Regions from separate parts of the Homo sapiens genome. Here region 2 is linked to region 1. A link is a loop called in an ENCODE intact Hi-C map of the cell type or tissue named here. Cell type or tissue: GM12878. All regions are shown on one strand. Links, peaks and the distances in the headings refer to the core of each region. The heading gives the core; the rest is flanking DNA. Region 1 overlaps PPP2R3A (protein phosphatase 2 regulatory subunit B''alpha). Region 2 has its middle 220 kb from the start of PPP2R3A.

What was found. Hi-C counts contacts between places; a loop is a spot of excess contacts. Peaks named below come from ENCODE experiments on the same cell type or tissue, not always from the same donor. Only the 100,000 strongest peaks of a DNase experiment are listed, where the experiment ranks them.
Region 2: a loop joins it to region 1, with 5 times the contacts of the local background. A loop is called at or near these places in 9 of 110 quality-filtered maps.

Annotation. Positions count from the first base shown.
Region 1 is chr3:136,037,665-136,049,235 of GRCh38, forward strand. PPP2R3A (protein phosphatase 2 regulatory subunit B''alpha) reads left to right here. Exons shown (of 14, transcript NM_002718.5): 4 at 3,195-3,298. Among named protein-coding and RNA genes, the nearest start is that of PPP2R3A, 78 kb to the left of the region's middle. In GM12878, for the core only: a CTCF peak has its summit at 5,159 (motif pointing left); a DNase peak (open chromatin) is centred at 5,155.
Region 2 is chr3:135,735,454-135,747,024 of GRCh38, forward strand. No RefSeq gene overlaps it. Among named protein-coding and RNA genes, the nearest start is that of PPP2R3A, 220 kb to the right of the region's middle. In GM12878, for the core only: no CTCF peak of the experiment used is centred there; a DNase peak (open chromatin) is centred at 5,266.

The DNA.
Region 1 (11,571 bases), core at 3,770-6,269:
CAAATGAAATTACAAGCCTGAGACATCTTTAAATGTTGAAAGAAGATTACAAACATTGGGTAATCATCCTCTCCTATGTGTATCATTAGACAACCTTGCTTTGGATTATTTGTTTTGTTGGCCATTCTTAGATCAAATCGTAGGTGTTGATCAAGTTTTCTTTGCTCCAGAACTTTGATTACCATATATTGACTCGCCTCCCCCTCTAAAAATAAGTTTCCTAAATCTATTTTCTGTATCTCTGTGTATACCCACTTGCTATCCACTCTTCCTTTGTAAAAAAAAAAACAAAAACAAAATGTCAGTATTCACACTTCACACTTCAACAAGAAAAAGCTTGTTCTCTCTTCTATTAATAAAAGTGCTATTTTCTTGCCTTCAGATTAATACCATTTACTGTTTAGGTTCTTATTGATCTCCTGGCTCCTTTTACCTTAAATCTTTGATTTTTAAGCAGATGCAGGCTAGCATACTTTTTTTAATAGAGTGTAATGTCCATAGCCCTTACCATTCTGCCTTTCCCATTTTTTCCCTTTGTCATTTTTCCAAGGGCATAATACCCTCCTGCTGTATAACACTTGGCTACTCAGGGTACCCCACTATGAGAACAATAGGCTGACCTTTTCCAGTCTACTTCAGAACATCTTTGTTCTGTACCCTGTCTCTGAGGATTTTGCCTCTGGGTCATAATAAGTTTATTAATCTTCAGAGACTTAATCCTCCTTATGAGCTGGTGTATATCCATTTTAATAGGAGTCTTCTGGAGAAAAGACTGTAAGAGAATGAAATTTGCTTAGTTAGTGGAAGTTACCCCACAGAAGGTGGTAAGCACACAGCCCCTGGAAGTGTTTCTGATCAGGAAGTTAAAAGATTCCTGATCCCTTCCAGTTCTGAAAAATTCATGAGTGACTCTAATGGTGGGAGTTTGAAGCACTTTGGTAAGCCAGTTCCAGCGTCTCCGCACACCGTCTGTTTGTGGCTCCATTCACCCTGCCTCCATGATACAGACGATTCTTTCCCAGTAGTTGCCACTAGCCCATCACTAAGACTGTCTAAGAGCATTTTCTTGGCAAACCACCATTCTGCATGAAAGGAGAGTCTAGGATTGGGGAAAGTGGATTCAACAGCTTATACAGCCAGAGTATATTAATTGTGAGCTTTGCACCTTGGTAATAATTATGTATACAATAAACAAAATCACATGGTTGCTAAGCAACACCTTTCCCTCATTCTTGACCCCAGTGGAGGTATGAGATATTCGACCTCTGGACTTAAAAAATCTTAAATTCTGCTCTGCTTGCAGACATGCTTTAGTGGCCCTGGCAGTAGCAGCCTCTTATTTCTGCCCTGTCCTTACCTCCCTTGGCTTGAATCTTGCCTTCCATATCTCCATGAACCCAGCAGCCTGGATGTTCTTTCAGGATAACTAATGTCAGACTAGGTACTCTTCAGGCTCCTGTGGGGGTCCCCTGTGCACTGAAGTCTCACACCAGGAGCAGCTTCACCTAAGCCTAAGGTGGATGCACATCTAGTCTTCCTCTAGAGGAGAGGCTTTTCCTCTGTAGAATGATGAGGGCGCAACAGATCCTGGGTCTAATGTGAATAATAACATATTTATCTCATAACAAAATGTGACTTGTTGAAGAGTTCCACATTTGGGATATGTTTTCTGTGTGTGTAGAAATTGAGATGATTTGGAGACTATTTCTTTGCTAATAGTAACGATTGTATTATTACTTACAGCAGCGGTCCCCAACCTTTTTGGCACCAGGGACTAGCTTTGTGGAAGACAGTTTTTCCATGGATGGGGGTAGAGTGGGGGTAGTTTCAGGATGAAACTGTTCTGCCTCAGATCCTCAGGCATGCGTTAGATAGAGTGCACAACCTAGATCCCTTGCATGCACAGTTCACGATAGGGTTCACTCTCCTATAACAATCTGATGCTGCCACTGATCTGACAGGAGGTGGAGCTCAGGTGGTACTGCTCGCTCACCTGCCCTTCACCTCCTGCTGTGTGGCCCAGTACCTAACAGGCCACGGACTGTTACCTCTCCATGTGTCCATGGCCTGGGACTTGGGGACCTCTTCCTTTCAATTAAAAATAAATTGTCCTTTTACTCTCATGAGAAAGAGAGTTCTTACTAAATTTACCTCCCTTTTCATAGAGAATTTTTTCTCCTTCAGGTTTTTTTTAATTGAAAGGAAGAGCTTTTTATCGAGAAAAATCAATACCTTTTAGGGTACTAAAATTGTTTTATATTCATTTCCAGTCTTTCCTAAGGCTTTGTAATCATTTGTGGTAGCCTCTAATATATAAATAAATTATAGCATTTTACCTTTCATCTTTTACCTGAATTATAACCATTTAAATAGATATGATAGCTGTTTTCTTGAGCAGTCTAGGATTTTCTGGTTCTTCTTGAACCTGGGACTTAATAACATAATAGGCAAAGGAGAGAGAAGGAGATAGGTAGTGGAATATTAACACGAAGTTATTTTCTGCTTAAGGAATGAATGAAGGACATATATTACAACTGTGACATTCAGTCATTTCTTTTTCTTTCTAGAAGGTAGTAAATTTATAAGAGTGGTAAGCCAAGTATAATGGCTCACGCCTGTAATCCCAGCACTTTGGGAGGCTGAGGCAGGTGAATCATTTGAGATCGGAAGGTCAAGACCAGCCTGGCCAACATGGTGAAATTCCATCTCTACTAAAAATACAAAAATTTGCCAGGTGTGGTGGTGGGCACTTGTAATCCCAGCTACTCAGGAGGCTGAGTCAGGAGAATTGCTTAAACCTAGGAGGCAGAGGTTGCAGTGAGCTGAGATTGTGTCACTGCACTCCAGCCTGGGCAACAGAGCATGACTCCGTCTCAAAAAAGAAGAAAGTGGTGGGAAGGGATGCTGTTTGCTTTAACTGTCAGGTTGGAGGAGGGAATCACTTTAAATGGACTTGGAGAAAACATAAATGAATTTCCGTTTTCTTCATTGAACATGTTCTCTTATTTTGTTTCCCCTCTGCCTCTCTCTGAATCTACCCTAGTTGATATATTTTCCTATGCTCCAGTTTTGTTCTCCTGAGGGCTCTTCCATCCACTGTGGCATGAAGGGTAAAAGCCACAAAGATCTTTTCTTTGGCCGTGTCATCTCTTCATTCCCTGTTGGCTTACCCTGTATGTGTTTTCTATTTGCAGGTCTGTGGCTGTCCTCTCTATTGGAAAGCCCCCATGTTCAGGGCTGCAGGGGGAGAGAAGACAGGATTTGTGACAGCACAGTCATTCATTGCCATGTGGAGAAAGTAAGTATGTGAGCAGTCTCTCTGGAGCTAGGCAAAGAATTGTGTGACCCTCATGACATGCTTTCTAAAGGTCACCTATTTTACTCATTTATACATTTTCCCTTTACTCTTTATATCAACAAGGAAAATTCAATGATTTACAACCATTTATACTCACATACAAGTTCTTTGCCACAAGCCTTTATCTAACCTCTTTAAAAAACAGTAAAGCAGATCTGCAGAAATCTTTCTTTAAAAACTATTTGATAGTTTATTAGTTTTACTTGGTTTTTCTTGTTTTTTTTTTTGTTTTTTTTTTTGTTTTTTTTTTTTTGAGACAGAATGTCACTTTTTTGCCCAGGCTAGTGTGCAGAGACCTAATCATAGCTCACTGCAGCCCCAAACTCTTGGGCTCAAGTGATAATCCTACCTCAGCCTCCTAAGTAGCTGGGACTACAGGCAGGCACCACCACACCTGGCTAATTTTTATAGAGACTGGATCTCACTCTGTTGCCCAGGCTGGTCATAAACTCCTGGCCTTAAGCAATCCTCCCAGCTCGGCTGCCCAAAGTGCTGAGATTATAGGTGTGAACCCCACACCCAGCCACTTTTACTTGTTAAATTTGGGTCTCAGGATTTGAATCTGGCAGCAGTGAAATAAGCAAAAAGGAACTCCCCTTTATGGGGGGCAAATCAGATGTGTCACATGGGAAATACATTTTCATTCCCATAGATCCAATTTAGAATTATATATAGTTGATTTGTTAGAAATACTGAATTCTAATAGATTTTAATCATTACCTTTTGAAAGCTCCAGTTAAGGAACTGAAGGACTAGTATATTTATCAAGCTTTTCCTGGATTCTAACATTCTGACAAATTTTCTTGAATTCAAACCCAACATCTTTCTTCTTTATCTCTTTTTTCTCCCTTCTTTCTTCTTTAGGAGTTATTTTTTGGTATATTTATACATCTTAGCTAAGTATCACAGCTTGCCCCTTCTGCCTCTTTTAACTGATCAGCACCCTTGTTATGCATGTTCTTCTCGCCTTTTCTGAGCTAAATATCCTTCCTGGTAAACTATTGGGAAATGCTACTCACCTATTGTTATTATTATTTAACATCAACCTATAATAGCAGCAGATTGAACAGACAGATTCTTTCTAATTTCTTCATTTCAGCTAAAAGCCCTTAATAGGATAATGCTTGAGAATATAGTAGGTGATTAATAAATGTATTCTTATTTTTAAAAATCTAGCAGCAGGTCAAGTTCAAGTTCTTCATACATCACATTAGAACTAAAGAGTCTATGTTGGTGGAGGGTATTCTCATAAGTGAGAACTGAACAATGAGAACACATGGACACAGGGAGGGGAACAGCACACACTGGGGCCTGTTGGGGTGGGGTGAGGGAAGGGAGAGCATTAGGAAAAATAGCTAATGCATATTGGGCTTAATACCTAGGTGATGGGTTGATAGGTGCAGCACACCGCCACAGCACGTGTTTATCTATGTAACAGACGTGCACATCCTGCGCATGTACCTTGGAACTTAAAAATAAAAAAATTTTTTTAAAAAGAGTGTATGTTGGTGGATAGATCATAGCCACCACCACAATAGCTGTATTTTATTCAGATGAATTGTTTAAATTTTATCTGTAAGGAAGACATTTCTGCAAAACGCAAAAAGCGGGGGAAAGACATGAAGTACAAGTCTCCATTTTGGTTAACTGCAGGAAAATTGCTTATGAAGTTATATAGCATGAGCAACTATCCCTGTCTTTTTTTCATCAGAAAAATTCTATGAATAGATAAGTGTGTCTCTAAATTAAAGTGTTATTTTACAGTCAGATATTAAAATGGTTTGAGTGCCCTCTAGTGGAAACTCCTCTTTGAGCTCTTAAAATGTCTTTTAAAAGCCAGGGTGCTTGAAGGGAGCCCCAAGTGTGGCTATTTTGGGAGACTAAGCAGCTAAACATGGTGGTGTGAGTTACCACGTTGACCTTGGAGAAGACGTGTTTAGTTTTGTAATTTTTTTTTTTTGTAACATTTGCATAAAGCAATGTGGGCTCAAGTATAGTATATTAAAACTTTCAAATAAAAAAATTGCTAACAGGTAATTATACAGAATTAAAACATTTTGGAAAATACATATATATGCTGATTTGCTCCAGTAGCTCTACATAATCTTAAAAAAAAAAAGAGTCAAATATAAAAGTCATAAGAATATAGGGAAATGGCCGGGCGTGGTGGCTCACGCCTGTAATCCCAGCACTCTGGGAGGCCAAGGTGGGCAGATCCCGAGGTCAGGAGATCGAGACCATCCTGGCTAACACAGTGAAACCCCATCTCTACTAAAAATGCAAAAAATTAGCCAGGCAAGATGGCGGGCACCTGTAGTCCCAGCTACTCAGGAGGCTGAGGCAGGAGAATCGCGGGAACCCAGGAGGCGGAGCTTGCAGTGAGCCGAGATCGCGCCTCTGCACTCCAGCCTGGGTGACAGAACGAGACTCCATCTCAAAAAAAAACAGAATATAGGGAAATAATTTCTCTCATGTCAGACTGCTCATGGGGTGGAGGCCTCAGTATCTCTCCTCCAAAGGGCTCTGTTCCACTTCCTTTCCCTGTGCCGCTGCCCATTTCATGTCTATACTCTGACATATATTCTTCTTATAGTCAGGACATTTTTAGGAGAAAGACATTGCTCCATAGCATTTCTTTTTGAGGTCCTAGAGTATCAGCTTTTGGGCAGAACTCATCTCAAATGGAATCAATAATATTGCTTCAGCTTTATTATGCTTTACTTTCTTTTACCTTTTCATATCAATGTATCATTTGTCCATTAACAAAATAACATTTTGTCCTAAAAGTTCTGAAAGATGCTAGTTTAGAATAGCTATGCTTACCTTCATTCTTTAGCTTTCATGACTTTTATCATCTTTTCTCCTGCCATAGAGTTGACCAGCCAGTAACACTGGCAGAAAATTGTAATTCACCTTTTCTTTCTATTTCACAGCAAAAGACCATTTCTGATTTCACTTTGTCCTCTCAGAGTAGCTCTCATCTGTCATGTCTCTGCTGTTTTTATATCTTACTATTCTGTTTTATATATATAAGTAGTTCTTTTGAAAGACCTCACTGTTTTTCTATTGTGATCATCCCACCCATTTTCTAATCCTGAGAGGTGGCTCCTATTAGCATCTATTGCGTGAATCTTTTTCTGAAACATGTGTTTATTTAACTTTAGGAGCCTTAAGCATGTTGAGGAATGTTATGGAGAATAAGTATAAAAATCATAGTATAGCTCTAATAAGCACAAATGAAGTATACATCTGTTTGATCAAAAACATTTTCTTATTTTTCTTCCTTAATCACTTGTTGAATGCTAACTATATGCCAGGTATTGTGTCTGGTCTTGAGGGCGGTTGGGATACAAAGAAAGTAAGACAGTTTTATACCCTGTAAGGAGCTTACAGTCTAGTGAAAGAGTTACACCAAGCCATGTGTGCTGGCTTGCACCTGTAATCCTAGCTACTTGGGAGGATCGCTTGAGCCTAGGAGTTTGAGGCTGCAGTAAGCTATGATCATGAGACTGCACCACAGCCTTGACAACAGAATGAGACCCTGTCTCAAAAAAAAAAAAAAAAAAAAAAAAGACAAGGATGTTAAGATGGCCAAGAAGACACAGCCAGGGAGAGCTTCTCTTTCCTACCAAGAGAAACCAAAATATTGAGTAAACCAGCATACTTTGAACAGACCTTTTAAGAGAAAGCACTGAGAGTCAGTGGAGAGATGATGCAGTCACTGAGGCTGAAGAGGGAGGAAACTGAGAACCCTGCATGGGCTCTGAATGGCTCCTAAGGAAGGGGTGAAAGAAGTAACTGCAGAGCAGGCCACTGTCACTGTGGACATCTGGGATTCTAGCTGCAAGAGATCCCACAGCCACCATGGACGTTTGAGTTGGCAGGGAAAACTGCTTGGAGAGCTGGCAGAGACAGAGCTCGAGGCTACACAGAGCCCATGGGGTTTTGCATGGGAACAGCTGCAACAAAACACAACCATAGGCACCTATCCCCCAAGGCTCTCCATATTCCTCTAAGAGGCTCTAACCTTTGTTGACTGCCAGACCTGGAGAGAGCAGGGCTGTCTTTCCCACAGGACCAGGGCGTATCTGATCCATGCACTCCCCTGTCCACCAGCCCCTCCCAGGGCTCCTGTCTGGCTTCTCCCATAGGAGCAGGCACACAGCACAGCCTCCACTCCCCTGCGAGAGCGCTTTTGCCAGTGGCCCCCAGTGGAGCGCTTTTACTGGTGGCCTGGGAGCACCTTGGCTCACCCAGCACAGCTGGTGCTCGACCTCAGGGAGCCAGAGAACTAAGCTACAGGCCTGGTCCCAGGCCCCCAGGGTTAGAGCACACAGTCCAGGAGTGCCAAGCTGAGACTTGTGGTTGGAACTCAAGTGGCGGAAGAGCCCTTACTCTCAGAGCACTGGGAAAAGTGAGGTATGGATTAATGGGCTGGCACAGGAACTGGGCCACAACCTCTACCCAAGGGAGCCTGGCAGTCTGGAACACCTAATAGCCCAGTGATCTGGGTGCAGAAGTCTTGTGACAAACTAGCTGGTTGGGCCAAATTCTGGGCAGTAACCAGGAGACCTGTCAAGGAAGCACAAGCTGGGAAGTTCTCACTGCTATCTGCTGGCCAAAAAAACCTAGGCTGTGGGCACCACACCAGCTGCACGGCCAAGGCAGCATCACCCTACCCAGGGATCCCTCACCCTTGACCTACTGCATGAACAGACCACCCACAGACATACCCCTAACCTGCAGTCTACCTGGTAGCCCTTACTATTAAATGCCATCTCCCAGGTTACAGCTTGAATTACAGCACCAAAAAATTCCAGCATGAATTGCCTGAGAAAACCCAGTACAGGATTCTGGCCACAAATAAAGATCCCATACAGGCCAGGCACAGTGACTCATACCTGTAATCCCAGCACTTTGGGAGGCCGAGGCAGTAAGATTGCATGAGCCTAGGAGTTCAAGACCAGCCTAGGTAACATGGCAAGACTCTGTCTCTACAAAAAAATTAGCCAGGCATGATGGTATGAACCTGTGGTTCCAGCTGCTTGGGAGGCTGAGGCAGGAGGATCACTTGAGCCCAGAAGGTTGAGGCTGCAGTGAGCTGTGTTCACGCCATTGTACTCCAGCCTTGGTGACAGAGCCAGGCTTTGTCTCAAGAAAGACAGAAAACTGTAATCCCAGCACGTTGGGAGGCCGAGGCAGGTGGATCACCTGAGGGTCAGGAGTTTGAGACCAGCCTGGCCAACATGGTGAAACCCCATCTCTACTAAAAATACAAAAAATTAGCCGGGCATAGTGATGGGCACCTATAATCCCAGCTACTCCGGAGGCTGAAGCGGGAGAATCATTTGAACCTGGGAGGCAGAGGTTGCAGTGAGCCGAGGTTGCGCTGTTGCACTCCAGCCTAGGCAACAAGAGTGAAACTCCATCTCAAAAAAAAAAAAAAGAAATCCAGAAGAGATTCCATACAGAGCCTTGGCCCTCTGAAAGCATGCAGAAATAAAGCCAATTGGCTATACTCAGCTTGCACCACAGTCAAACCCTCAAGGGAAATAAAGTAAAAACAAAAAAGCTCCATCCAAAGGACAAAGGACAGCAACATCAAAAGATAAAGGAACACCTGCCCTCACAGATGAGAAGGAACCAGCACAAGAACTCTGACAATTCTAAAACCCAGAGTGTGTTCTTACCTCCAAATGATCTCACTAGCTCCCCAGCAATGGTTGTTAATCAAATTAAAGCAGCTGAAATGACAGAATTCAGAATCTGGATGGTAAGAAAGCTCAATGAAATACAGGAGAAAGTTGAAACTCAATCCAGGGAAAACAGTAAAATGATCCAAGAGTTGAAAGATGACACAGCCATTTTAAGAAAGAACCAAACTGAACTTCTAGAATTGAAAAATTTACTACGGGAATTCCATAATACAACTAGAAGCATTAATAACAACAGATCAATCTGAGGAAAGAGTCTCAGAGCTCAAAGACCACTCCTTTGAATCAATGCAGGCAGACAAAAATAAAAAAGAATTTTAAAAAATGAAAACTCTCAGAAATATGGGATTATGTAAAGAGACCAAACCTATAACTCATTGGCATTCCTGAGAGAGAAGGAGCGAGAGTACGCAACTTGGAAAACGTATGAGGATATAGTCCACGGAAATTTCCCCAGTCTCACTAAAGAGGTGGACATGGCTGAACTCCATGGAGCAGTTTGGAGATTTCTCAAAGAACAGAGTTTACATTTCAATCCAGTAGTTCTATTACTGGGTATATACCCAAAGAAAAATAAGTCATTCTGCCAAAAAGACTTATGCACCCATATGTTCAATGAAGCACTGTTCACAATTGCAAAGACATGGAATCAACATACATGCCCATCAATGGTGGACTGGATAAAGAAAATGTGGTACAGGTACACCATGGACTACTAAGCAGCCGTAAAAAAGAATGAAGTCTTGTTCTTTGTAGCAACATGGATGCAGCTGGAGACCATTATCCTAAGCAAATTCGCAGAAACAGAAAACCAAATACCATATGTTCTCACTTGTAAGTGGGAGCTAAACATCAAGTACACATGGACATAAAGATGAGAACAGGCCGGGCGTGGTGGCTCACGCCTGTAATCCCAGCACTTTCGGAGGCCGAGGTGAGTGGATCACGAGGTCAGGAGATCGATACCATCCTGGCTAACACAGTGAAACCCCGTCTCTACTAAAAATACAAAAAAAAATTTAGGCAGGTGTGGTGGCGGGTGCCTGTAGTCCCAGCTACTTGGGAGGCTGAGGCAGGAGAATGGCGTGAACCCAGAAGGCAGAGCTTGCAGTGAGCTGAGATTGCGCCACTGCACTCCAGCGTAGGCAACAGAGCGAGACTCCGTCTCAAAAAAAAAAAAAAGATGAGAACAGTAGACACTGGGGAATACAAGAAAGGGTAGGGATGGAGGGAGCAAGGGCTGAAAAACTAGCTATTGGTACTATGCTCACTACCTGAGAGATGGATTCGTTCATACTCCAGACCTCTACATCACTGAGTATACCTTTGTAACAAACCCGTACATGTACCCCTGTACCTATAATAAAAGTTGAAAAAAAAAAGTTATTCCAATAAGGTTATGCTATTGTGGAACAGCCATGACAGAAATAATAAGCACATGGAAGGACACAGGAGGCCAGCAAGAGTTCCTGGAAGGTGAAGTAAGGGAAAAGGGTATTGTGGTAAGGACGGTAGCATTTACAAATGCCTGGTGTGAGAAGGCATGGAACATTTGTGCAACCACAAGTGCAGGAATGGTAAGAGAAGGGGACATGAGCAGGTAGGATCAGATTCTGGAGGCCCTTCTATGTCAGGTCAAGAAGCTAGGACTTTAGGCCAGGCGCCGTGGCTCACGCCTGTAATCCCAGCACTTTGGGAAGCCGAGGCAGGCGGATCACAAGGTCAGGAGATCAAGAACATCCTGGCCAACATGGTGAAACCCCCGTCTCTACTAAAAATACAAAAACTAGCCAGGCGTGGTGGCATGCGCCTATAGTCCCAGCTACTCTGGAGGCTGAGGCAGGAGAATTGGTTGAACCCAGGAGGTGGAGGCTGCAGTGAGCTGAGATTGTGCCACTGCACTCCAGCCTGGGTGAAAAGAGCAAAACTCCGTCTCAAAAAAAAAAAAAAAGCTGGGACTTTAGCCTACTTGACAGAAGAATTTTAATTTGGACAATGACGTGATCAAATATGTTACTCAGAAATATCAAGCAACAAACAAGAGCCTAAGCATGGATATTGGCAGTGGGAGACAGAAAGAGGCAAATTTGGTAGAAATGAAACAACATGGTAGTTGATAGGTGTCGGGGTAAAAGGAAGGGAGAAGTTCATGACGACTCCCAAGTTTCTAGCTTGAACCATTGGGTGCTTGGAATACTAGATGAGGTTACTGGAGTCCTGAGGAATGTTTCCTGAAAATGCTTTAGACAGCTGTTCCTTCCTGTTTCCGTTTTACCATCAAGGTCAAGGCCTTATTACTTCATGCTGAGACCCCTGGAAGGGAAGAGGGTCTAATAGACTTCAGTACTCATCCAACCTTATAGACAGCTCATCATTCTAAAACATCCTTTGATTATGTAAATTCCTTACTTGATTGTTGATCTGAGTGGCCTTCAGATCAAACTGAAATTACTAACTATTGATGTTATTGTCATTGTTTGTTCAGAGGAACTAATCTTC
Region 2 (11,571 bases), core at 4,213-6,712, 300 kb before region 1:
ATTGTTACATGTTAGCATCCTTTTGTTTCCATTTGGAGAACTCCCTTTAGCATTTTTAGTAAGATAGGTCTGATGGTGACAAATTTCCTAAGCTTTTGTTTTTCTGTTCTGAAAAACAGTTTTGCTGGGTATGATATCCTTGTTTGACAGGTTTTTTCCTTCAGCATTCTGAGCATATCATCCCACTCTCTTGTAGTCTGCAAGGTGTATGCTAAGAAGTTTGCTGCCATATGTATTAGAATTCCTTTATATGTTATTTGTTTCTTTTCTCTTGCTGCTTTCAGAATCTTCTTTGTCTTTGACTGAAATAGTTTTGATATATGTCCCCACCAAATCTCATGTTAAAATGTAACCCCTAATGCTGGAGGTGGGAACTAGTAGCAGATATTTGAGTCATGGGGGCAGATCCCTCATAAATGGCTCACTGCCCTCTCTGTCATACTGAGTGAGTCTCACTCTATTAGGTCACATGAGAGCTCATGAGAGCTGATTTTTTTAAAGAGAATAGCACCTTCCTTCCACCATCTTCCTCCCTCTCTTGTCATGTGACATGCCTGCTCCCCCTTCCCCTGCTGCCATGATTAAAAGTTTCCTGAGCTCTTGACCAGAAACAGATATGGCACCACACTTCTCACACAGCCTGAAAAACCTCTTTTCTTCATAAATTACCCAATCTCAGGTGTTCCTTTATAGCAACGCAAAATAGACTAACACATTGACCTTTCAGAGTTTGATTATCCTATGCCTTAGGGTAGTCTTATTTGGGTTGTATCTGATTAGTGAACTTTAGTCTTCCTCTACCTGGATATGTATAACCTTTTGGATATAAATAGTTTAGAAAGTTTTCTGTTATCATTTCATTGAAGAAGCCTTCTACACCTTCGTGTTTCTCTGCTACTTCTTGAATTCCAATGATATGAATGTTTGCTTTTTTGAACATAGCCCGTAGATTCCATAATCTTTTTTCATCCCTTTTTATTATTTTGTCTTTTTTTTATGTATTTTTAAATAGCCTGTTTTTTGAGGTCACCCTTTCTTTCAATAGCTTGATCAATTCTGCTATTTATACTGTCTTTGAATTTTTATTTCATTCATTGTAGTTTTTACATCCAGAATTTGTTGTATTATTTAAATCTCTCTGTAAAATTTCTCTAATAAATTTCTGAATTGTTTATCTGTGTTTTCTTGAAGTTCACTGAGCTGCCTTATCACAGCTATTTTGAATTCGTTGTCTGACAGAGCACACATCTTACCCCTTTAAGGTCTGTCACTGGTGCCTTGTTTTGTCTGTTAAATGAGGTCATAATTCCCAGATTGTTCTTTATCCTTGCAGACATATGTTGATGCCTACGCTTTGAAGACTTAGGTATGTATTCCAGTCTTTGTAGTCTGCTTGTGTTTGTGCCCATCCTTCTTGAGTGGGCCTGCCCAACGATCTAAGCCGGTTGACCTTTTTCAGAGTCAGTGACTACTGGAACTATTTCAGCAGTAGAGGGCGCCCTAAGCTCAGATTCTCTATAAGTCTAGCTATAGCTTCAAGGTTGGTGCGGCACCTCGACCCAGATGAACTTGGGGAAGACTCAAGGAGGATACCCAGGTTGTGTAGGAAAGCTAACCAGGGACCCAATTCTGCAAGTCTGTCCCATGTGCCCAACAGGCACACATTTACCAGAAGTTTATTGTATAGGTGTGACAGTTCCTTGATTGCTGAGAGAGGGGCTGGAGCCAAGAATGAGCCCCCTCAGAATTCACCATGGGACAGAGGCTGACAGGCTTGCCCCATTGTCCCAGACTTGCATACTTCCCGGTGACTTCCTGCATGGGCAAGAGGGTTCCCCAATTGCAGCAAAAGGAGACATAGCTGATACTGTGCCCCCTCAGGATTTGCTGTGGAATGGTGGCTGGTGGGCTCCTCATAGAAGTTTAGACAGATAGGTAATGCCCCGTCTTTAAGATAAAGACAGCTTTCCTTCTGAGACCAGCTGAAGAGGGCTGGAGCTGAGATACAGGGTGACCTTCAGATCCACTGCTGAGATTGATATCAGCGGACAGACAAGCCTTCCTGCCAAGGCATTAATGTGCATGATTCCTCCCGGACTCCTTGGAAAAGAGTTTTGGTTGAAGGCTCAAGGCCAAATGGGCCCATGGCCAAGCTCTTTGGGGAATTAAGCTGTTTCTGGATTTGAACCTGGGAGCATGATTGTAGGGTCTGCTACCTTGGTGCTGGCATGCACTCTCAGAATGGCCTTCCTATGTCTTAGACTCCACTGAGGTTTCATAAGCTCCTATCTGAATTCCAAGGCTCCCTCTAAGAGATTGCGTTCTGTAAATGGGTACAGAATTTTTATTATTGTGGGGCAATATAAGTGGGTTATCTCTGATGCTGCCATCTTGCTGACATCATCAGCTCCAAGAAAACTTTTTAAAATCTGTTTTGTAGTATATGTATTTATTCTCCCCTCAATTCATCTTAAAGCCCTTTTCTAACAAGGAAGGAAGAAAAGGAAAAACAGGAGACAGCAAGAAAGGAAAGAAAGAGTTCCCCAAGCAAGAACATAGGGAAAAGAATTTTTGAAGAGATTTTACTGGTTTTTCCTGTTTTTTTTTTTTTTTATATATATATTTTCATTTACCATTTTGTAATTTTAACTTTGTGTTTTCTACTATTCATTTAATGTTTGGATAAGTAATAAACGTGTGTGGTTCAAAAATTAAATTTAAAAGTGTATATATGGAGTCTGCCTTTCAATCTAATTCTCACCCCATCCTTCCCCTGGCTGCTTTTAAAATTTATTTATTTTATTTATTGATTTTGTGTACTGCCATGGTTTTTTCATGGAAATGCAATCATATATGAAGATATGTTCTTGATTCTCTCCCTTTTCTAATAGAAGTCAAAATATAATACATACACTGCTTGCTCTTGCTTTTTTCACTTAAAAATAGATGCTGGAATGTTTTCCGTATCATTCCAGCATTTCCTCATCCTTTTACTCAGCTGCATTGTATTCCATTATAGATGTAGCATAATTTATTTGAGCAATTCTTTATTGATAAATCATACACAGGAAAATCTCTATACATAATCTATGTCATACACAGGAAATCTCTATACACAATCTATGTGAAGGGAGGTAAAATCCCTTCTGCTCTCAGCGTTCCCCTATGCCAGCTGGATGAGGGAATACGGATGAGGGAGTGTGGTTCTTAGCTGGATGAGGGAGTGTGGTTCCCTCCAGCCCTTTTCCCAGTCACATCACCCCAGCCCCAAGTGGGGTCACCAATTAAAATGTGATAAGAATGGGTGGATTAGGAAAATCCTGAAAACCTAGCCACCTTTGTCAACCATGGAGAACTTCCTCCCCGGTAGCCTAGCCAAATCTGAGATCTCCCAGATCTTGTACACACCTGAAGATGTGTTTCCTGATTCACAGTTGTAAAAGAAAAACACCTTTATAACATAGGACAGGCTAAGATTTTTACCTTTATAATAATTATTGTAAAAGATACATATTACTTTCTTGACATCTGTTGAAGTTAAGTAAAGGTTTCTATAACAGAAAAGATGTTTGGGTGAGGCTGACACTATATTTATTTCTGTAAAAACTCGTTCAAACCCATATTACTATTGAGGGGTGGGTAAGGGGGCTATGTTAAGACTGCATGTCATTGGCCACCCACTCCTCCGTCTGATTCAGGATTGGACGTCCAGCCCAAGGAGCACCAAGCTTTAACTGGCCAGGAATTTATACATGTTTCTCAATCAATAATTTATTCCAGAAGACACAGAGAACAGAAAGGTGTAGTGGGCACTTGAACTGAAAAGTGATGTACAACATGACTGAGGAAACATCTGCCCAGGAACAACATTTCTGAGAGTAAATTGAAGCAAAAGCCCTCTCCTTGATAGCAACCTAAGGCCAATCCTCCCTTCTGGATCAACTTCAAAGCCCTTCTTTAGCTAAGGATGTAAATGACTCGACTGCTCAAGGCAAAGAGCATTTGTACAGGCAGCAATGTCACAAATGATCATCAAACACAGTATTTGTTCTGCCTATCAAGATCCCAGCATAGTGAGGGCCTCTTAGATGCACCCTGTATCCCCCTTTTCACCCCCGAAAAGACTGGTCCTCCTCTGCCCTTCAACTGTCTCTCCTTTTTGCACTCCTTTAATTGCACTTGTTTTTGAAGCCCACAGAATTTATTATTCAGAAAACAACCTTCTCTGCAATATCAACCTTAATTAACTGTGTTCTTTTTCTATCGCCTCCCACCCTCCACTTTATGCATTTGAATTAAGGCACTCCAGAGCCCCTGGCCAGCACCCCTCCCCCATCACACACCCATCAGAGTCTTACCATCCAACCATGACCAGATAAGGGAAAATGGAATTTCTTGTCTCTGGCTGCCAATGTGAAAGGGTCAAGGTTACCAAGGAGAGACCTTCCAAAAAGAAGGAGAGAAAAAAGGAAGCCAAGCCTCCCTGGTTTCCATGGTAACAGAAGGTTGAATCATGGTGCATCCCCGAGAGCCTGGCCTGCTTAGCTCTGCTGACATCTTTCCACTTCATTAGCCTCTTTATCAAGTGACTCTGCATAGGACTAAGTGTATTTTGGTGTCAGGGTACACTGCAGATGATTCAAAAACAGGGTGACCTTTTCCACTGATCCCCAGTGCCTTCTGGGACCACAGACACTTACACCCCGCCTCCTGGGTCCTCTTAAAGGCTTGGCTTGCTCTTCACTCTTTCTAATCAAAACTCTGTCACCAAGAGGCCCGGAGGTGCCCTTACCCAGCAGCCCAGGAAGCCAGGACCCCAGCTGTCAGTGATGCACAGCACCCGAGCCAGGAGGAAGATTAATGACTTTACCCACAGAAAATGGATAAAACGGGCCCCAAAAAGACAATAAACGCAGGGCAGGCTGCGAGGAAGGCTCTGACAGTAACAAATACTGACTGACATCGCATTGTGTTCCCTTTCTAGATGACTCAGAGCTGCCAGTGGAAACATAGATTCATTTAATAAGCACTTCAGTGAGACAAAGGGACCTTTGGGGGTTAAGATTGATCTCCATCTCATGTGTGTGCACTCCAACGTACGTGTGTGTGAGAAGGAATGTCCGTACTCAGTATTGTCCCTTTGGAAATCCAAGGAGCATGCTGCAATTTCCCAATCTCGTCTCCATGCTTCAGCAAATTTGTCACTGGTAGAGTATCTCAGCCATGAAAATTCTCCTGCAACCAAGAGCCCAGGGCTGAAAGAATCAGTTAGGAGACTTAAAACACCTTTGATAAGTTTGACCTCTCCTTCAGGAACCCTGTACAGGTCTATGTCCAGGGGAGGAACTTCCTTCTCCTCTTGTACACAGGCTGCAATGCTTTTTACCCTAGAAGCATGCTGGGCCAAGTGGCAGACAAAGGAGATAGGAGCCAGGGAAATGAGACTGACAAGGAGTTTCTGGGAGAGCTGGGGCTGCCTTGGTTTTATTTTGTTTTCTTCCTTCCAAATTAATTCACAAATGCTGTGTTGCAGAGTCCAGGGAATCTGGTTCCCCTGTCCCAGTGCCAATACCAACAATTGTGTGATATTGAAGGTGTGACTTCCTCTCTCTGGGCCTCACATTGCCCATCAGAGGAATTAGAGGGCTGGATTGGGTCATGGCTAAGATTCCTTCCAGGTCTCTCCAGAGCAGGGGTCAGCCCTAACTGCCTTGTCTCTTACACCCATACCCCAGTACTGCCTCCCTCCTAAATCTTTTTTTAAATCCCATTTACTCCACACTATACCCACCCTCAATGCCCTGGCTCTGAACCCGGTCAGAGCTTCATTATCTCCTGCTAGACTAGTACCATGACCTCCTACTGGACCCACAGAATTGCTCTCTTCCCATTCATTCTGCAGAGCAGCAGTTCTGAAAGTGTGGCCCCAGGCCAGCAGCATCCGTATCACCTGGGAGCTTGTTAGAAACGCAAATTATTGGGCCCCACCCCAAATCAAACATTTTGTGAGAGGGCCCAAAGATCTGATTCTCCCAGATCCTTAGTCTGGACTCCTCCGGGCCTCTCCAGGTCCCCATCTCACCACTCCCTTCCTTGGAAAATATTTACTCTCCAGTAACCCCAAACTTGTTATTTCCAAATACACCATGCTGTGTCATACCTCTGGCCCCACATAAGTCATTCCTTCTAGCTGGAACAGTCCTATGACCAATCTTCACTTTGTAGGGCTAAGTGCTTCTCAACCCTGTCAACTGAATAACTTTTGACATCCTTCCAAAGGCACCCCTACAGATAATAGCCCTCCAAAAAGACTTCCCTGGCTTCTCCCACCTCTAAAACTATGTACTCCTATGATTCCTTGTGTATGCCTCCAAAATAGCACATGCCACTTTGCATAGTAGGCAGGATTCTGTGATGTCCCAAAGATTTTCCATACACCCCCTCCCAGTGTACATAATTTCATAATTATGCGCTGCATAATTTCTGGGCCAATGATAATGATAGAGGCAGGAGGCAGAGAAATTCTAGGCAGACTGGGGACAGGTCTCCAGTGAAACCCCACCTTTGAGCCGAAAAGCCTGAAACCCACGGCCCAAAGTGAGAACTTCTATCCCTGTTTGCCGGCTCTCTCCCAGTTGGTTCTTTCTGAATAATGTCTTTTTACCAGTCAAATGTTCCCTTTTCCAAAACTACCTATGGCCCACCTCGCCCCACATGCTGTGCCTATAAAGACCCCAGAATCAGTCAGTAAAGGAGAGAGAAGCAGCTTGACTGGAGAGAGGTGACTTGACTTCAGAGGGACAACTGGACTTCAGAGGAGAGACAGCTTAACTTCAGAGAGATTGCTTAACTACAGGGAAGAGCTGACTAGAGACAGCTGGACTTTAGGGGAAGATTATCTGCCCGTCTTGTGCCCTCTCCAGCTCCCCTCTCTGCTGAGAGCCATTTCCCATTGCTTAATAAAATTATCCACCTTCACCATCCTTCAAGTGTCTGGGTGACCTCATTCTTCTTGGATGCCAGACAATCAGGACCTACCAAGTGTGGGTACCCAAAAAAGGCTGTCACACTGGCCCTCTGCCCTCACTAATGGAGGGCAGCCACTCCATGCAACAAGGCAAGGGGCCCACTGAGCTGATAACACACCACTGTCCACAGACAGCAGAGCTAAGAGAGCATTGTAACACATCCCCTGGGGCTTCGGGGGTTGCAGGCTCCCCCAGCGGGGCACCGACATCCCTTGAGGCCCACATAGAACCTGCTCCTGCTGGCGCCTTAAAGCACCCAATCAGATCCCGCATTCACTCACTCACATGCTCCCTCCTGCAAGAAGTTGAGCCCAGTAAGCCAAGTAAACAGGGCACCCCCGTTGCAAGTCTGACAAAGGGGTCAAGAAAAATCCTTCATCAATTATAATGGATTATAGTCCTGTAATTACATTATGTTATATAGTATATGCTATTTGGTTGACCTTAAAATAGGAAGATTAATCAGGTGGTCTTGACCTAATCACAAGAGTGCTTTAAAAACAGTGCTTTCAAAACAGTACTTTCTCCAGCTGGTTGCAAAAATAAAAGTCAGAGAGATTCAACATGAGGAAGATTCTCAGCTGCTGAGATGGAGGGACCCTTGGGCAAAGATCTAAGAGCAGCCTCAAGGGGCTGAGAACTGTCTCTGGCTGACAGCTAACAAGGAAATGGGGACTTTAGTCCTATGACCTTGAGGAACTGGATTCTGCCAACAAGGATGAGCTTGGAAGTAGATTATTCCACAGCCTCCAAACAAGAAGTCAGTCCAGCCAATACCTCCATTTCAGCCTTCTGATGCCCTGAACTTGATATACCATAATGGGTTTCTGACCTACAGAAATGTGAGCTAATAAATCAGTATTGTTTTAAGCCACTAAATTTGTGGTGACTTTTTGCACAGCAACGGAAAACTAATACACCTTATATTGTAATTCTCTATTTGCATAGCAACTCCCTCACTGACTGAGCTACTTAAAGATACTGCTGGCTGGGCATGGTGGCTCACACCTGTAATCCCAGCACTTTGGGAGGCCAAGGTGGGCCGATCACCTGAGGTCAGGAGTTCGAGACCAGCCTGGCCAACGTGGTGAAACCCTGTCTCTACTAATAATATAAAAATTAGCCGGGCATGGTTGCACACACCTGTAATCCAGCTACTTGGGAGGCTGAGGCAGGAGAATCCACTTGAACCACGAGGCGGAGGTTGCAGTGAGCCAAGATCACGCCATTGCACTCCAGCCTGGGTGACAAGAGGGAAACTCAGTCTCAAAATAAAAATAAATAAATAAATAAATAGAGACCGCTTCATTAATTCTTGCATCACCAGCAACTTTCTGGGGCACGCCCAGAGGAGGTTCATAGTAAATGCTTACTGGGTGAATAGATAGATAGACAGGTGGATAGATGGATGGATGGATGGATGGATGGATGGATGGATGGATTGGATGGATGGATGGATGGATGAATCATGGAGCATGTGATACCATTGTTCCAGCAGTTGCTTTAAATATGGGGGGAAATGTAACATAAAAAGGGGATAGAGTATATAAATAAACAATAAAAACCAGGATGAGACAGTGATTTTTTTGTCCCATCATTGATTTTTGCAGCATAGAGGACTTTTGCTGGTTAACACTGAGTGTCAACTTGATTGGATTGAAGGATACAAAGTAGTGATCCTAGGTGTGTCTGTGAGGGTGTTGCCAAAGGAGATTAACATTCGAATCAGTGGGTGGGAAAGGCAGACCCACCCTTAATCTGGGTGGGCACAATCTAATCAGCTGCCAGAGTGGCTACAATATAAGCAGGCAGAAAAATGTGAAAAGAGAGACTGGCCTAGCCTCCCAGCCTGCACCTTTCTCCCGTGCCGGATGCTTCCTGTCCTCGAACATCAGACTCCAAGTTCTTCAGTTTTGGAGCTTTGACTGGCTCTCCTTGCTCCTCAGCCTGCAGACGGACTATTGTGGGATATTGTGATCATATGAGTTAGTACTTAATAAACTCCTCTTTATATATATGACTATTCCACCAGTTCTGTCCCTCTAGAGAACCCTGACTAATACAGGCCTCTTTATCTGTTAGGAGTTTGTCCTGCATTTATCTCTTACAGCTCAACATCTTATAGCATTAAGCTAAAGACACGTGCCCTTGTCAAGCAAGTGAGACCTGTTGCATATCACCAGGAGCGGCAGTATCAAAATGTCAACACACTGCATGGTTTGTAGATGTCAAGATTACCAAGAAAGACACAACTCCCAGAGGCACTGGTTGGAACAGCATCTTAGAGAAAAGACAGAGCAAGGTCAGCTTCAATAGTGACCATTGGTCTCCCATGGCCAGTAAGCCAGCCCTGGAGCTGATGCAGGGAGATTGTCTGCATGCACTCCTCTTGTATTAAAGGCAAAGGACTGTGTTGTGAACAGATATAGCAGTGGGATTGCCAGGTGTGGTGCCACATGATGCATATACTTAAGCAAAACAAAAAAGTTAATATCAAATCCAGAACAGGGAAAGATACTCCTAAACAGGGCAATCAGTCTAGCATAGGCTGTGACGGCTTTTTATCGCTATATAAGAAAATGTTCCAGGTCTGACGACACACTCATATGCAACCATGCAAGGATCAATGAGGCTGCATGTGACTGCCTTTTCCAGCCCCGATATGGACATCTATTATTGCTGTATCTAACTCCTCCTTCTCTTTGAGTCAATGTTGCCCTGTGTGTAATGCTGGTAGGGTTCAGTACCCAGCCTCTTACCTCAGAAGTCCAAAGGTTGGGGGTTCTGCCTGTATGTATTCCCTGGAAATTCAGACAGATAGACCCCTTATCCAGAAGCTAGAGTGAGTGGTATGAAGACTCTGGGATAGTCAGGTTTATTCCTGGCAGCCATAATGGTATCTAATTCCTGGTGTCTAATGACAGGTCAAGCGCTACCCTAGAGAAGCAAAGGATGCTTCCTGGCCCAGTTGTCCTAAGAGGGTTCTTAACTCAAGCTCTCAATTTTTGTCCATATTTCGTACTGATTCTTCAGCATCTCATTGAATCACTGAAACCTCAATAGATTTCTTTTCTGCTTAAAATACAAAGAGTTGGTTTCTGTTGTTTGCAACCAAGAACCCTGACTGATACATACTCTGATCATACTGAACTGACAGCCAAGTGTTTTTCCTACTTCTAAAAGTCTCCAGAGACTCTATAAGCGCCCTCAGTTACCTGTTGTACCAGTCAAGGTTCTTAGGTGTGGACAAAAGAACACTCCCTAGCTGATTTAAGAAGAAAATGAAATTATTAAAAAGTGTTGCTAGTTCTCTGGAGTGTCTCCGGGAAGCCCTACAGCCAGGAACAGTGGATCAATCACAGTATCCTCCAGATTTTTTTCATGGGGTCCCCATCAGCATCCCCACTGACACAGAAACCACAGGTCCCACCCACAGCACTGAGCACTGTGTGTTTCCACAATCAACTCTGTGATTGCTGCATCTAGATGCTAAATATCTATGTCCCTTCTCTCACCAGAATAAATTCCTCTGGACACCTGCTTCCTAGCATCACTGGCTTCCTAACTGAAGCCAGACACAGGTGCCTCTGGTCAGGAACTTAGGCTTGCATTCTATACAAGGGAAGCTTGGAAAGCCCATTTCTGGCTTTCTACTTGAGGCACAGACTCAGTAAATGAGAAATTCCCCAAACTTAGAAAGGGTGTACAAGAGTGCTGGGCACCCAAGTGGCTTGACTGATATCCTGTTCATTGCAAGTAGCTTGACATCTGTTACAGTGTGAGAAATGCCTGGCATCCAAGAAATCCTTCCTAGAAGCTAACAAAGCACCTGCCTTCTGCAGTGCTCCAATTTAACCAGTCCTCTGTGTGTCATCTTCAGTGAAATCCTACAACAGCCTGCCACTGTCTTCCAAATGTTTGAACACTTACGTTCAATCCCCCTTAACTTTCATGTTATTCTGGTCAAGAAGCAAGAATATTTTCTCCTTCTCTTTTCCTTATGACTCCTTGGAGTTTTAGTTGCCTCTAAAGCCAGTCTCTCAACTATTCAGACCTCTCTTCAATTGCTCTAAAAGTCCCACTCTTGTACTGTTCTCTACCAAATTACATAACTGTTTTCATTTTCTCTCTTCATGCTATATCCCCAGTTCATATCCTTAACTACCTTCCCCAGTGAACAGCATCCCACATTGCCCAGGCTTATCCAACTCTGGTAGGTCATGCTGCCTCATGGTCAAATCACAAAGAAATTTCACTGTGACCTGGCATTATAAGCTGTTCAGAGCTAAAAACACAGCAGCCCCTCCACCCCACTGCATAGCAATAGTACATAGCCAACTAAAAGGTCTCTGGAATAAGAGGGGCTCAGAGAGAATGAAAGTGGGCACACTACCGCCATAGAAGGAAACTGTCCTCCAAAGACTTACACTAGCTGCATGACCTCAGGAAAGATACTTTACCTCTCTGAGGTTCAGACTCCTCATCTGAAATATTGAGATAATAATAATATTTGCCTCATAGAATTGTTGAGAGGGTTAAAGGA